Linked DNA regions of Homo sapiens: region 2 is linked to region 1. The links are chromatin loops, found by intact Hi-C in ENCODE. Cell type or tissue: mesothelial cell of epicardium. All regions are shown on one strand. Each heading gives the region's core, and the rest is flanking DNA. Links, peaks and the distances in the headings are about the cores only.

Region 1 (4,383 bases), core at 79-4,078:
GAAGAGGAATCATTCATTAGGCAGGAGTTGCAGCTCAGATGTCAAGCAGCTGTCGGCAGTTCCTGGCCTTTTGGAGTCTGGGGAGCTGCCAGGATGTCTTTGCTCGGGAAATGAGTCCCCAGGATGGGCCTCAGTGTCCCAGGTCTCACTACCTTCTCAACTTCCTCTGTAAATAGGGATAATAGGGGCCAGCTGAGTTCACAGTCAGTCAACAAACACTTAGTGAGTCCCCACTCTTGGCAAGATGCTGTGTCTTAAGATACAGAAAGGAATAAGACACAGCTCCAATCTCAGAGCACTCTGTAGACCTTGGTGAGAGCTGCAAAGCAGTGGGCCCAGGGAGCCATGGAGGCTCAGCGGAGAGGATCCTCCTGGAGACTGGGATGGGATGAGGAAGTTGGGGAAGGCTTCCAGGAAGAGGTGACATTTGAGCTGAGTCCTAAAGAGTGAGGAGGAGTTGGCCAGGAGATGAAGGGCATTTCAAACAGCAGGACCAGCATGGGCAAAGGCTTGGAGGCCGAGAAAGTCTGGGACATTTGGGAAATTGAAAGTGACTTGTTTAGGCTGGAGCACAGGGAGCATGTGAGTTGCTGCGGCTGACGGGCCAGCAGGGGCCAGATCATAAAAGGTGCTATGGACCAAGGGGAGGAGCTGGAGCTTTGTCCCCTGGGCTGCTGCAGATGAGTGACTGGGGAGGCTTCCAGGAGACACACCTGAAGGGTAGCGAGCACAGCAGTACTGCCAGAGGGAAACTGATCCGAGATCACTGCAGGACTGGCCAGAGGGAGAAGCCGATCCTCAATCGTTGCCCCTAAGATCTGAGCTCATCCCGTGAAGGGCTCTGGACCTGGACTGGTCACTACAGAGGTCCCAAATAGAGGCAAGGGAACAGACGTTTGTATAGTTACATCTGTCATTGTCAGGGGGCCTGCAGGGAGGGGTGGGGTAGGGTGTGACATTGATCAAGACAGGTCTATAGGCCAAAGGCAATGCTCTGTGAGGGGCACAGTTTTGAGCTATCAGCAGCTTCTAATTCCAGCAGCTAGGGGTGGGTGCATGCCCTGGAAGAGGGAACCTGGGTGGAGACTGCAGTACCCGTTACACCTTGTGTGACTTGGAAAAGCCTCTTCTCCTCTCTGGATCTCAGGATCCACAACTGGAAAAAAAAAAAAGTTTGGGACCTGTGGTAGGCAGAACAATGTCCCAAAAGATGTCCACATCTTATTCCTGGAATGTGTGACTAGATGACCTTCCATGGAAAGAGTTTTTGCAGATTTGAGCGAATTAAGGACTGAGATGGGGAGATTATTCTGGATGGCCTGGGCGGATCCAGTCTAATCATCCAAGTTCTTAAAAAGGAGAACTTCTTTCTTCTGTGGAGATAGATATGGTCTTCCCGGCTTTGAAGATGGACAAAGAGGAATGATTCCAGGGATTCCAGTGGCCTCTAGAAGCTGGAGAAGGGAAGGAAACAGATTTTCCCCTAGAGCCTCCAGAAAGGTGTGCAGCTGTGCCAACACCTTGATTTTAGCCCAGTGAAATCCATGTCAGGCTTCTGACCTTCAAAACCATTAGGAAATACATTTGTGTTGCTTTAAGCCACTAAGTTTGGGGTGATTTGTTATAGCAGCCATAGGAAACTAATACTTAATCGAAGTCTAGGGGCAGCTCATGAGATCTGATGGATTGCAGACATGCACTACAGACCCTAGACCTGCATCGTCTGTCGAATTTTCTTTAATGATGATTCTGTTCTATGTCTGTGTTGTCCAATACACCAGCCACAGGCCACGTGTGGCTCTTGAGCACTTGAAACGTGGCTAATGCAGCCGAGCAACTGAATTTTTAATTTTCTTTGATATTAACTTAAATTGAAATAGTCACATATGGCCGGTGGCTACTACACTGGACAGAAAGTTCCATTAGACAGCGCAGCTTAGAGGCTGAGGACTGAAGTTCAGGGAAGAAACCGCCCGCAGCAAGAGGTCGGAGGTCCTCATCCTCTATTCACTTTGAAGAGTCCAGATATCTGCAGAACAGCTTTCTTTCCTCCACTCCCTCCAGTGGTCTGGCTAATTGGATAAGGACTTCCCCATATCTTTGTGGCCCCTGAAGTCCCTTACAGAGCCCCACTCTCCTCTGCTGTGCAGACGCGGGCAACTTGCCACCTTCGAGAGAAAGCTAAGTGTTGTCTGCAACAAGGCTGTGCCGGTCAGTGGCGCTGTTGGCGGCAGACATCTCAGAGAAGACGAGGCTCGGGCACAGCTGCCCTGGCCCAGGGCTGTCGTCTGTGGTTTGGAGAAAAGCGAGGCAGTTTCTCTTGGAGCTGGGCCGCAGATGGCACCCAGCTCCCAGCAGGGGCTCTGGATTTCTTGGAGCTAAAAGAATGTCCAACATTACTAAGAAGCAGCCTCGTATTCTCACAGTTATCTGCGACCCCTAGGAGGTCAGAGCAGCTGGAAAGGACCTCAGGATGTAACACCCTGAAAGCAAGGTGACACCCTCAGAATATCATTTTTCTGGGGGCGTCAATAGTTTAAACAGACTTTTTTTTTTGAAACGGAGTCTTGCTCTGTCACCCAGGTTGGAATGCAGTGGTGCCATCTCGGCTCACTGCAACCTCTGCCTCCTGGGTTCAAGCGATTCTCCTGCCTCAGCCTCCTGAGTAGCTGGGATTACAGGTGTGTGCCACTACACCCGGCTAATTTTTGTATTTTTAATAGAGACAGGGTTTCACCATGTTGGCCAGGCTGGTCTTGAACTCCCAACCTCAAATAACCAGTACTCGGCCTCCTAAAGTGCTGGGATTACAGGTGTGAACCACTGTGTCTGGCCTCAACAGGTTTTTAAAGGGGTCTGGGACCCCCCTAAAAAGTTAAGAAACACTCTGCCTCCTCATAGCCTTGTAGACTCCTCCCCTCTGCCCTCCAATCCCTCATCCCCCAGCTCTGCCTCCTAGAAATAGCTCCCCAGGCCTATTCCCCTGGGACCATTTTTCTCTCCCTCCCCTCCCCCACCTGCTCCAGCTGGGCCTCGCTCTCCTCCCTGCTCCTGACAAGGCTCGTCAATTCTGGAGGAAAAAGCCAGGCATCCTTTGTACTTCTTGGGGCAGACAAAGCAGGGTGAGGAGGGGAGCGCGTGTACAAACAGACTGATCTCCAGAAGAAAGGAATTACGCGAATTACAATTGATTTTCCACTGTTAATGAAGCATGAACCCGTGTGATTGCATCTTGAAAAGATTTATAATTATTCATTGAATCTTGGAAGATAATTAAACTTCATTAAACACAGACATGACAAGCTTTCAGAGCAAGCTGAGACCTCCATGCAAGGCTCCGCATTGGAGCAAGAGATACAAGGCTGGGCTCCAGTTGAGGAGGAGAAGGAGGAGGAGGGGGAGGAGGAGAAGGGGGAGAAGGAGGGAGGAGGAAAGAGGGAGGAGGGAGGAGGAAAGAGGGAGGAGGGAGGAGGAAAGAGGGAGGAGGAAAGAGGGAGGAGGAAAGAGGGAGGAGGAAAGAGGGAGGAGGGAGGAGGGAGAGCTATCACGAAAGAGTCTCAGCTAGAAATGCAGCCAATCTTGGGTCTTCCAATTTCTCTCCCTACCCTTTAGGGACACCTCCTGGGGAACCTCCACCTACTGCCACCCTCCCCTATCCATGCCCATGTCCCTCCCTCTCAGCAGAGGAGGAATACTGGGAAGGGTGAGGACAGCCTCTGCTGTCCTGCTGTGAATCCCTGCTGAGTCCAGCACCAGGGCCACGGCAGTGGCGGAGGGGGCTGGGGGAGGGAGGAAATGGAGGAGGGGAAAATAAAGGAAGGGTGGTGGGTCCCAAAGCGTGTGTGTGTGTGTGTGTGTGTGTGTGTGTGTGTGTGTGTGTGTTGCCCGCTTCGTGAGATTACAGATTCATGCCTTCTGGAAACCCTGCGGAAGGAGGAGGCTGCCAAACTGCTAACAGTGTTTACCTTGGTGGGGAGCAGAGAAAGCGGTGGGATAAAGGAGGGAGAGAATTTCACTTTTTCTCCATAATACGCTACTTTGGTGTTTAATCGCACAGTGGGTCGACCTAGATTCAGATACAACACGTGGTCGGCCATGTGCTTCACACCAATGTGTTGGCCCACGACGGCCACATAGATGACGGTGGTCCCGTAGGACGATAATACAATATATTTACTGTGCCTTTCTTATGTTCACATATGTTGTGATACACGAATACTACGGTGTTAGCAGCTGCCGAGAGCATTTGGGACACACACACTGTGCAGGTTTGCAGCCTAGGAGCAACGGGCTCTACCATAGAGCCTAGGTGTGGAATAGGCTACGCCATCTAGGTGTGTGTAAATACACGCTATGACGTTCACACAAGGACGAAATCACCTA
Region 2 (4,383 bases), core at 74-4,073, 220 kb before region 1:
GAGGGTGCTGGGTCAAAAACCCAACACAGAGCCCCATTCCTCACAGGTCTCGACATGGAAGAATTCACCATGGTGCTTGCCACAGGGCAAGTGCTCAGCCAGCCACAGCTCTGCTGACAGTGACTCCTTCTGTTTCCACTAAGGGGGCTGCCACGTCCTCCTGGGCAGGGTGTGAGGGGCCCTCCCTGGACTTCCTCGGCCTCCCTCATGGCCTCTCACTGCCTCTACTCCCATCTCCAGGCCAGGTACCAGGCATCGGCCCTCTGCCTGGCCAAAAGTCCCCAGGGAAGGGGAGGCATTCCTCACCCCACACACCCTGGGAGCTGCAGAGACTGCAATTTCACTAATGATGTGGGGAAGAGAGGAAAAGGCTAGCCCAAGAGGGAGATATTTTAGCTGAAAAACCTCCCCCTGGATTTGGGCAGGTTTTTCAGGGCTAATGAGCTGGGGCCAAGGGAGTTTCCAGGGAGGGAGGTGGCTGTGTCTGGTCCAGGCTCTGGTTCTAGAGGGGCTGGAGGTCTGGCCAGTGAGAGAGGAGCTGGGGGCCGGGAAGGGTGCAATGGGGGGCCCTGTGCCCCAAGCTGAGAAGCGCTCACTGGCTCACCCCATAGATGCACTGCTCACTCTGTGTTACCCCCGTTCTCCTCATGTAGGAAAGATCCCCAATGGCCAAGTTGATCTTGCCAAGCTTTATTATCTCTATAGTCCCTACTGTGAGAACACTGCATATCTGTTTTATTTTCCCCTGATATAAAGTCATGTCATGATATTGCAATTGCCTTTTTTTTTCTTTTAGACAGAATCTTGCTCTGTCACCCAGGCTGGAGTGCAGTGGTGCTATCTCTGCTCACTGCAACCTCCGCGTCCCAGGTTCAAGCGATTCTCCTGCCTCAGCCTCCTGAGTAGCTGGGACTATAGGCGCGCGCCACTGCAAACTTACAGACTGGGAGATACTGTTTTCACCAGATTCTGGGCTGCAGTCTGACCCCATTCCTCAATTTCTAATGTCTTTGGGAGAACATTTACCCAGTCAGTTAGCTTTGAGGGTAGACTGGAGCTCTAGGCCTGACCTGACCCCTTGGGTGGATTGCTGGTTTTCTCTGGGCCTTGGTGAGCTAGACTATAATGTCGAGGTGATAATCCCTGTCTTCTCCCCCATCAGTGCTAATTCCACCTGAGAAAATGTTGGTCTGGCTGTGAAGGGACAGGCAGTCCATGCAAATACACACTACGCAGCCATATGAGGTTTCTCCAAAGCCAGCATCTCCCTCAAATACTGGAAGTCAGCACACACTGTGGCCAGAGAAGACAGCCCATCCATACCCTGTCCAGAACCCACAAGAAGAGCAGGGATCTACCTGGCACAACAGACACCGCAGACAAAACTTGCCAGAGTCCAGCAGCTGCACTTTTGCTTAGCTGAAGCCGGGTGTTTCCTGTGTCCACAGGGTCTGGCGGTTGGGGACCAGTGATGCTTTTCCTTTGAGTGACTTTGCACCCCAGCCCTGAGTTTTAGTCACTTTGGAATGTGGGGAGGCAGACCTTTAGGGAGAGATCTGGTCTTGTGCCATTCAGATCACCTGCAGCAGCTGCCTTAGGGTGGGGAGAATTTTCACAGCCTGCCAACCAGGCTGGAGGATGGAAGGGAAACCATGTGGAACCCGGACCTAGAGAGAGGCGCTTCAGCACTGCGGACAGCGCCCTGCCAGCCTCTGAGACCCAGAGACCTGAGCTGTGAGGAGTGTGGATCCTGAAGGAAGAGCCCCGGCCGGGCGCGGTGGCTCACGCCTGTAATCCCAGCACTTTGGGAGGCCGAGGCGGGCAGATCACGAGGTCGGGAGATCGAGACCATCCTGGCTAACACGGTGAAACCCTGTCTCTATTAAAAACACAAAAAAATTAGCCGGGCGTGGTGGCAGACGCCTGTAGTCCCAGCTACTCGGGAAGCTGAGGCAGGAGAATGCCGTGAACCCGGGAGGCGGAGCTTGCAGTGAGCCGAGATCGTTCCACTGCACTCCAGCCTGGGCGACAGAGCGAGACTCCGTCTCAAAAAAAAAAAAACAAAAAAAAAAACCCCAAAGTGGACAGGGCGACCCAGTCCCTGCCCTCAGGGAAGGAGAGAGGGGAGGCACAAGGATTATTAGCCCTTCTATCAGCCAGCACTGGTGATGGACACTTTAATACATTAGCTCAACTTGACCTCCTCTTTATTTTATTGCCCAGGCTGGAGTGCAGTGGTGCGATCTCGGCTCACTGCAAGCTCCGCCTCCCGGGTTCACGCCATTCTCCTGCCTCAGCCTCCCGAGTAGCTGGGACTGCAGGTGCCCGCCACCACGCCAGGCTAATTTTTTGTATTTTTAGTAGAGATGGGGTTTCACCGTGGTCTTGATCTCCTGACATCGTGATCCGCCCGCCTCAGCCTCCCAAAGTGCTGGGATTACAGATGGGAGCCCCAGCGCCCGGCCGGCCTCCTCTTTATTCTTATTTTACGAGGGAGAGAACGGAGGCTCAGCAAGGCTGAATAGGCTGCCCAGGTCACACAGCTAGTTAGCGGTAGAGCATGGACTTCTGTCCAAGTTCATCTGGCTCCAGGATCTCCATCTTACTGTCTCTCTAATCGGATGGGAGAGGCACAGCCTTCAAACACTTGTGGCAGCCATGGCCCCCAGGGCTGCTGGCATTTGTGGCTAGAAGGCTGCATTTGCATTTGTGTGTGGTTTTGTGAGTGCTTCTGGGTGTGCACGAGGGTGAATTCAGTGGAGTGTGACTGTTTACAGGAGGCTGTGTGAGACCCCATGGGAGCTGGAAGATGAGAGGTGGTGTCATATCTCAAAGACTCTCCCTCCTCCCTCCTCCTGGAGGGAGACCTAGAATTCACTGGCCTTTCTTTTTTAAGCACTTAAAGAACAGACCAGAACTGATAGCTAAATTAAACCTGCTGAGAGTGCCTGTTTAATTGAAAATGCCATCTGTAATTTAAATGTCAGAATCAGGATGGTTATTACAGGCGCTTTGAAGACTGGGGCTCATTTCACAGTTTCAAAACAGACCGGGAAAAGCAGCAAATGGACCATGGCCTGCAATGTCGTGAAGCGATTAATAACTTCTCTGGTCCTGCTGAGCTCCGGCTCCCACCACTGCCCTCACAGAGGGAGTATGGCTGGGAGCTGGGAGTTAGGGGCTTGGGCTCCGGGACTCCGCCTCCTGCCTCACCCCCTCCACGCCTCTGTGCCATCCTCCACTCAGCTTCAGGGCAACCATTCCAAAGGGTGAAGTTTATCCTGTCTCACTTCAGGGTCTCCCTGGCACTTCTGGAATGAAATCCTAATCTCTTAGTCTGGCATTCAAGGCCTTTGGAAGGCAAGGCCCTGCCTCCCTCTCCAGGTTTGGTGCCTGCCACTGGCAGCTGCAGACATCCTGAATGCCTCCAGGCCCTTGCACGAGCTGAGCCCTCTGCCTGGACAGCCATTGCTTTTCTTATCCACCCGGTGAGCACAGTGTATCATTCATGATTCAGCCGTCATGTCACCACTTCCAGGAAGCCTTCCTTGAGTACCCTATGCCTCCCCAAAGCACTGATCCAGGCCAGGTTAAGTTTCCTTTTCTCCCATGGCCCCTTGCTCACCTTCATAGCTGACTTAACATGGGGTTGTCTATTCGCCAGTCTCTGTATGCTGTGAGCCCCTTAAGGACAGTGATAGTGCCTTGTTCTGAGACCCAGTGCTCTGCCCTGAACAATGACAATAGCTAACATTTATTGAGCACCTGCTATGTAGCAGGCACTATCATTAGTCCCATCAAAATATTTTTTCATGAACCATACATGGGACTTAATATTAGTCCCCCCCTTTTTTTTTAAATGGAGTCTCGGCCGGGCATGGTGACTCATGCCTGTAATCTCAGCACTTTGGGAGGCCGAGGTGGATGGATCACTTGAGGTGGGAAGTTCGAGACCAGCCTGGTCAACATGGTGAAACCCCATCTCTACTAAAAATACAAAAATTAGCTTGGCTTGGTGACATGCGCCTGTAATCTCAGCTACTCGGGAGGCTGAGGCAGGAGGATCACTTGAACTCGGGAAGTGGAGGTTGCAGTGAGCCGGGATAGTGCCACTGCACTCCAGCCTGGGCAACAGAGTGAGACTCTGTCTCAAAAAGTAAAATAAACAGAGCAAGACTCTGTCTCAAAAAGTTAAAAAAAAAAAAAAAATGGAGTCTCACTCTGTCACCTAGGCTGGAGAGCAATGGTGCGATCTTGGCTCACTGCAATCTCCCCCTCCTGGGTTCAAGAGATTCTCCTGCCTCAGCCTCCCGAGTAGCTGGGATTACAGGTGTGCACCACGATGCCCGGTTGTAATTTTTGTATTTTTAGTAGAGATGGGGT

Evidence for each region. Hi-C counts contacts between places; a loop is a spot of excess contacts. Peaks named below come from ENCODE experiments on the same cell type or tissue, not always from the same donor. Only the 100,000 strongest peaks of a DNase experiment are listed, where the experiment ranks them.
Region 2: it touches region 1 in a loop (7-fold over the local background); 1 of 110 quality-filtered maps calls a loop at or near these places.

What each region holds. Positions count from the first base shown.
Region 1 is chr1:11,412,960-11,417,342 of GRCh38, reverse strand. No RefSeq gene overlaps it. Among named protein-coding and RNA genes, the nearest start is that of DISP3, 64 kb to the left of the region's middle. RefSeq lists an enhancer at 406-1,090. In mesothelial cell of epicardium, for the core only: no CTCF peak of the experiment used is centred there; no DNase peak of the experiment used is centred there.
Region 2 is chr1:11,633,333-11,637,715 of GRCh38, reverse strand. No RefSeq gene overlaps it. Among named protein-coding and RNA genes, the nearest start is that of FBXO2, 19 kb to the left of the region's middle. In mesothelial cell of epicardium, for the core only: no CTCF peak of the experiment used is centred there; a DNase peak (open chromatin) is centred at 1,685.